Regions from separate parts of the Homo sapiens genome. Here region 1 is linked to region 2. The links are chromatin contacts, found by Hi-C or POLR2A ChIA-PET in ENCODE. All regions are on one chromosome and are shown on one strand. The core of a region is the stretch at or near the end of the contact, and the rest is flanking DNA. Distances in the headings are between cores, read along the strand shown.

The links. A loop is a pair of places that touch in the nucleus more often than their neighbours do. ChIA-PET counts read pairs that join two places held with the same protein, here RNA polymerase II (POLR2A). Pooled maps may share reads with other maps.
Region 1: a pooled map shows a loop between it and region 2 (5-fold over the local background). The contact joins two enhancer-like sites. A Hi-C loop is called at or near these places in 7 of 50 pooled maps. POLR2A ChIA-PET finds 5 or more read pairs at or near these places in 3 of 52 experiments (WTC11, activated CD4-positive, alpha-beta T cell and activated naive CD4-positive, alpha-beta T cell).

The regions. Positions count from the first base shown.
Region 1 is chr15:85,645,030-85,648,280 of GRCh38, reverse strand. AKAP13 (A-kinase anchoring protein 13) reads right to left here. Exons shown (of 37, transcript NM_007200.5): 10 at 2,327-2,463. Among named protein-coding and RNA genes, the nearest start is that of LINC02883, 110 kb to the left of the region's middle. Within about 2 kb of position 1,645, at least 4 of the 41 ENCODE cell types and tissues checked have a DNase peak (open chromatin) inside an H3K27ac peak, as active enhancers do.
Region 2 is chr15:85,407,095-85,409,985 of GRCh38, reverse strand. All of the region lies in intron 1 of AKAP13 (A-kinase anchoring protein 13), which reads right to left. Among named protein-coding and RNA genes, the nearest start is that of AKAP13, 28 kb to the right of the region's middle. Within about 2 kb of position 1,570, at least 15 of the 41 ENCODE cell types and tissues checked have a DNase peak (open chromatin) inside an H3K27ac peak, as active enhancers do.

The DNA.
Region 1 (3,251 bases), core at 396-2,895, 240 kb before region 2:
TACGTTAAAATTTTCAAACATATATAAATGTTTAACAAATCTCTGTATATCCATGACCTAGTTTCAATGATTATCAATGATCCCATTTTAAAGCTGGAACTTAGAGATACTATCTAATCTGTTTATCTCAGTATGTTTTTAGCGACACATATCTTCAGAATGGTATTCCCCTTGCGGGGAACAGAATTCCTTACAATTAAAACCTCGAAAGTCGCAGTGGAAATTACCTAAATTCTGATATTATTAAAAAAAAAATAAAATAACATAAAACTATTGATTTCTCTTTTCCTAAGTAAAGAGAAAGGCAGATCTTCTAAATGTGGAGTTTTTTTTGTTTTGTTTTTTGTTTTTTTGAGATGGAGTCTCGCTCTGTCGCCCAGGCTGGAGTGCAGTGGCACAATCTCGGCTCACTGCAAGCTCCGCCTCCCGGGTTCACGCCATTCTCCTGCCTCAGCCTCCCGAGTAGCTGGGACTACAGGTGCCCGCCACCACTATTTTTAGTAGAGATGGGGTTTCACCGTGTTAGCCAGGATGGTCTCGATCTCCTGACCTCATGATCAGCCCGCCTCAGCCTCCCAAAGTACTGGGATTACAGGCGTGAGCCATTGCGCCCGGTCCTAAATGTGGAGTTTTTACTTCATAGAATTTTTTGTCAAGTCACTATGAGTGACAATGATAGAAATCCTTAAGTTTGCATCATATTAAATAAGTCTTTCCAAAGACCTTGGGAAGACAATGAGTTCAAAAAAAAAAAAGTCAGGGAAGGCCAAAAATGAAAGGAAGGCACACAGGGTACATTCACAGAGGCACTGATATGCTCCTGATTCCCAAATCTTTAGGTCTCTTTTCTTGTAACTTCTATTTTATTTTATTTTTACTTTTGAGATGGAGTTTCACTCCTGTTGCCCAGGCTGCAGTGCAGTGGTGTGATCTCAGCTCACTTCAGCCTTCACCTCCTGGGTTCAAGCAATTCTCCTGCTTCAGCCTCCAGAGTAGCTGAGGTTACAGGCACGCGCCACCATGCCCAGCTAATTTTTTTGTATTTTTAGTAGAGACGGGTTTTCACCATTTCCAGGCTGGTCTCGAACTCCTGACCTCAAGTGATCTACCCGCCTTGGCCTCCCAAAGTGCTGGGATTACATGCATGAGCCACCACACCCGGCCTATTCTTGTAACTTCTACACAGCATCATTCACCATCTTGGACAACCTAATCACCCACTAACACAACTGCTCTCACCACTTCTCCGAGCTCATTATAAAACTAGAAGGAACCGTGTTGGTAGATGCAACAGTGTTTCCGCCTCTTCACCTCCTTACCATTAAGAAAACCACTTGTGGCATATAATTGAGTAGCATTTGCCATCTCTGCTGTGGGGAAAGCCCTCTATTCTTCTCAGGTGAGCAAAACAGAACTTGCTGCCACTAGAAACAAATATAAGCAAAAGAAAGCAAACTACCCCCATTCCCCACCTCCCTTAGGCAGCCTCCAATTATATGCAAATGTGAGCTGATTCATGTGGAAGGGCTCTATTGCAGAGATCTAGAAAGTTCCAATTAGGCAGGCTAGATGAGGATGAGTGATATGACCACACTCAGCAGGAAGCTTCAGGCCTAAACACATTAACCAGAAATGACTCTACAGCTGGTTTATAAATATGACATCATATAGTCTGAGCTGCGGTCCTTGCTGCCCACTGAGAAGTGTTCACTGTCATCTGACTTAATTAATTCTAAAGGAACTTCCATTTCTTCTGACTCCCAAGTGAGCTTCAAAATCTGTATTTAACTGGCCACAATTTCACATTAAATAACTTTGGCCAATGCTTTTTTCTTTCCCTTTTTTTTGTTTTTGGAGACAGAGTCTCGCTCTGCCACCCAGGCTAGAGTTTAGTGGCGCGAACTTGACTCACTGCAACCTCCACCTCCTGGGTTCAAGTGAGCACGTCCAGCTAATTTTTATATTTTTAGTAGAGATGGGGTTTCACCATGTTGGCCAGGCTGGTCTCGAACTCCTGACCTCAAGGGGTCCGCCCACCTCAGCCTCCCAAAGTGTTGGGATTACAGGCGTGAGCCACCATGCCCAGCCCAGTGCCTTTTTCTAAACCCTGGTAATCTGGCGCTTCCTTCTCCAAAGAACATTTACATGCCTCTCAGAGTGAGTGAGGCCCTACAAGGCTAGCTGGATCACAACTTACTAGCAGGAGTTACATATTTAGGGAAACAGGAGAGCACAAGAGGGGGAAAAAGTTGGAAAAGAGTTTGGGAAGCCCAAATAGGAACACAAAAGCCGTGTGACAAAAATGAAAGGAAGGTCCACACAGTACCTTTGGGAAGATGATGCTGTCCATGTCATCACTGGGTGAGTGAAAGAGGTCAGAATCACTCCCAGATTCTCTTTTAAGTACACCTTGTTTTGAGGTACACTCTCTGCCCAGTCCAACATCCAGGAAGTTCTCACATTCTGAAAAAGAGAATTTATTCACCAATATTGAAAAAAAAAAAACAAAAAAACCAAAAAACAAAAAGAACCACTTCCTTTTCACCCCAGCAACCAGTCTTTTAAATCTCTCTCTCACTCTTTTCTCTTCCTTCCCTCCTTATTTCTTTTTTTCAAAATTAAGAAGCTATAAAAGGACACAGTCAAATTAGTAGCTCTGCTACTCCAATTCTAGGTTGAAATAGCTCCTACAGGACAATCATGCATCTGCCACGTTTATATTAGGTACAGAAAGATAAAAGGATGATTTAGAAGCATATTCTACTTCTATTTAGATACCTGAATGGTAATGCTTTCCTCATGGTAGTGAGGGCATTTTTTTTCTTTTGTCTTCAAAATCCAAAGTCTTTTACTAGCAACTATGTGATGGGGTTTGTTTTAAACTTATAGGTTCTACTGAGTAATAACAGAAATATAATTTAACTTTTCTTACCATAAATAGCTCTTAAATTGGGGGCATAATATGCCAAAGTGGAAAAATTTATCATTTAGAATGTTTTCGGTTCAATAACTAGAACAGGGACCCTGGCAAGCTAGAGGGAGGGGTCTGTGACAGAAATACTACCTTTGTACATTGAGGAAGCCTAAAAACTTAGTAGCTTGAAATAAGCAAGGTATTCTCTCTTATTAACTTTGCTTTTCTGTTTTGTGTTGTTTATTTTGAGACAAGTTCTCGTTCTGTTGCTCAGGCTGTACTACGGTGACATGATCTCAGCTCACTTCAACCTCCACCTCCTGGGCTCAAGCAATCC
Region 2 (2,891 bases), core at 321-2,820:
AAGCAACAACCTCCCTTATAATTTAAGGTTCATTAAAAAACTACTAGCTGCATCAGGCCAGGCGCGGTGTCTCACGCCTGTAATCCCAGCACTTTGGGAGGCCGAGGCGGACGGATCATGAGGTCAGGATATAGAGACCATCCTGGCTAACACGGTGAAACCCCGTCTCTACTAAAAATACAAGAAAATTAGCAGGGTGTGGTGGTGGGCGCCTGCAGTCCCAGCTACTCGGGAGGCTGACGCAGGAGAATGGCGTGTACCCAGGAGGCGGAGCTTGCAGTGAGCCGAGATCGCACCGCTGCACTCCAGCCTGGGCGACAGACAAAGCGAGACTCTGTCTCAAAAAAAAAAAAAAAAAACTACTACTAGCTGCATCAAAGAATATAATCAACAGAGTGAAAAGGCAACCCACAGAATGGGAGAAAATTCTAGCAACTCTTATTTAATAAGAGATTAATATTTAGAATACATAAATAATTCCTACAACCAATTTAAAAAAAGGGTAATGGACCTGATAGGGTGGCTCATACCTGTAATCCCAGCACTTTGGGAGGCCGAGGCAGGCAGATCACCTGAGGTCAAGAGTTCGAGACCAGCCTAGACAACATGATGAAACCCTGTCTCCACTAAAAATACAAAAAATTAGCTGGGTGTGGTGGTGCACTCTTTCATCCCAGCTACTCAGGAGGCTGAGGCAGGAGAATCGCTTGAACCTGGGAGGCAGAGGTTCCAGTGAGCAGAGATCGTGCCTATGCACTCCAGGCTAGGCGACGAGTGAAACTCCATCTCAAAAAAATAATTAAATTAAAATAAAATAAAAATGAAAAACAGGCAAAGGATTTGAACAAATATTTCTCCAAAAAAGATATACAAATAGCCAATAACCACATAAAAAGATGCTCACATCACTAACTACTAGAAAAATGCAAATCAAAACCACAATGAGATATCACTTCACACACTATAAGATGACTACTGTCACAAAAACAGAAAATAACAAGTGTTGGTGAGGGTACAGAGAAACTGGAACACTTGTGCACTGCTGTTAGAAATGTAAAATGGTACAGCCACTATGGAAAACAGTATGGCAGCTCCTCAAAAAATTAAAAATAGAATTACCATATGATCCAGCAAGTCCACCTCTGGGTACATACGCCAAAGAACTGAAAGCAGGGACTTCGAAAGATGTCTGTACACCCATGGTCAAAGCAACATTATTCACAATAACCCATATGTGGAAACAACTCTAGTGTCCATTGGTGGATGAATGGATAAACAAAATGTGGTATATACATACAATGGAATATTATTCTGCCTTAAAAAGGAAATACATTCTGACACATGCTACCACATGGATGAATTCTAATGACATTGTGCTAAGTGAAGTAAGCCAGTCACAAGAACGCAGACTGTGTGGTATCATTTACATATAGTACCCAGAATAGTCAAATCCATAGAAACAGGAAGTAGAAAAGTATTTGCCAGGGACACGGAGGAGAGAGAAATAGAAAGTTATTGTTTCATGGGTACAAAATTTCCGTTCCGCAACATGAAAAGAGTCATGGAAATGGACAGTGGTGATGACTGCACGACAATGTGAAAGAGCTAAATGCCACTGCCTCTGCACTTAAAAATGATTAAGACGGTAAATGGTTAAGATGGTAAATTTTATGGTATGTGTGTTTACCACAATTAACATTTTTTAATATTCTTAAAATATCAATTACTGGCATGCAGTAAGCAGTTGGTACTTTCTAGATGAATAAATGGACTCTAAAATAGATTGTGGGCAAAATCAAGAACCACTTTGAATGAGGTAATCTAAGCCAAATGTAAACATTACCACTTCCAGGAAGCCAACTCCTCTCCCATGCCAGAATGAATCATGCCCCTCAGTGCACTCTCATTCACCCAGCAGCCTGTGCTAGAAATTCCCAGTTATTCTGGACAACTACCACCTCCTAATTCCCACCATCTACTCAACAAGTTTCATCCATTCAACTTTCAAAATGTCCATTAGATCTGCTGGCTCCCTTCCAACCTCACTGCATTCAAGCCCTCACAATCTGTCCAAAACTATGGTAATGGCCTCCTCTAACTTGTCTGAGAGGCAATGCTCCCTTCTCCCTCTGCCAAGCCACTATCCTCTACTGCTCACAGAATGAGGTATCCAAAACAAAACCAGACTATCCTCCCTTTTGCTTCAAGAGGACAAACTAAAAGACGCTTCCACCCACCCCATTTTGACTTTCTAACCTAATTCGGTGACCACACCCTATCCACACGAAATAATTCTACACCTCACTGCTCACTGAGTTCAAACACACCAAGCTCTTTGACGTCTGTTTCTTTGCACACAGTGTATCACAGCAGAACCATCATTCCATTCTTTCTCTCCTCAACCCAGGCCTGGCAAATTCCTACTCATGCTTTAAGACCCAGCACAGGCCGGGCACGATGGCTCATGCCTATAATCCCAGCACTTTGGGAGGCCAAGGCAGACAGATCACCTGAGGTCAGGAGTTGAAGAACAGCCTGGCCAACATGGTGAAACCCTGTCTCTACTAAAAATAAAAAAAATTTTAAAAAAATTAGCCAGGCATGGCAGCGCATGCCTGTAGTCTCAGCCACTCGGGAAGCTGAAACAGGAGAATCTCTTGAACCCAGGAGGCGGAGGTTGCAGTGAGCCCAGATCGCACCACTGCATTCCAGCCTGGGTGACAGAGCAAGACTCCGTCCCAAAAAAAAAAAAAAAGACCCAGCACACCCGTCCCATCCCTCATCCCTCATCTGTGTTCCTTAGAAGCCTGTATACCACAAAGTTGGTACTCTAACATTGTTACACAACAAATTTCCATATCTCTCACTATACCCCAATTATCTTTGCATTC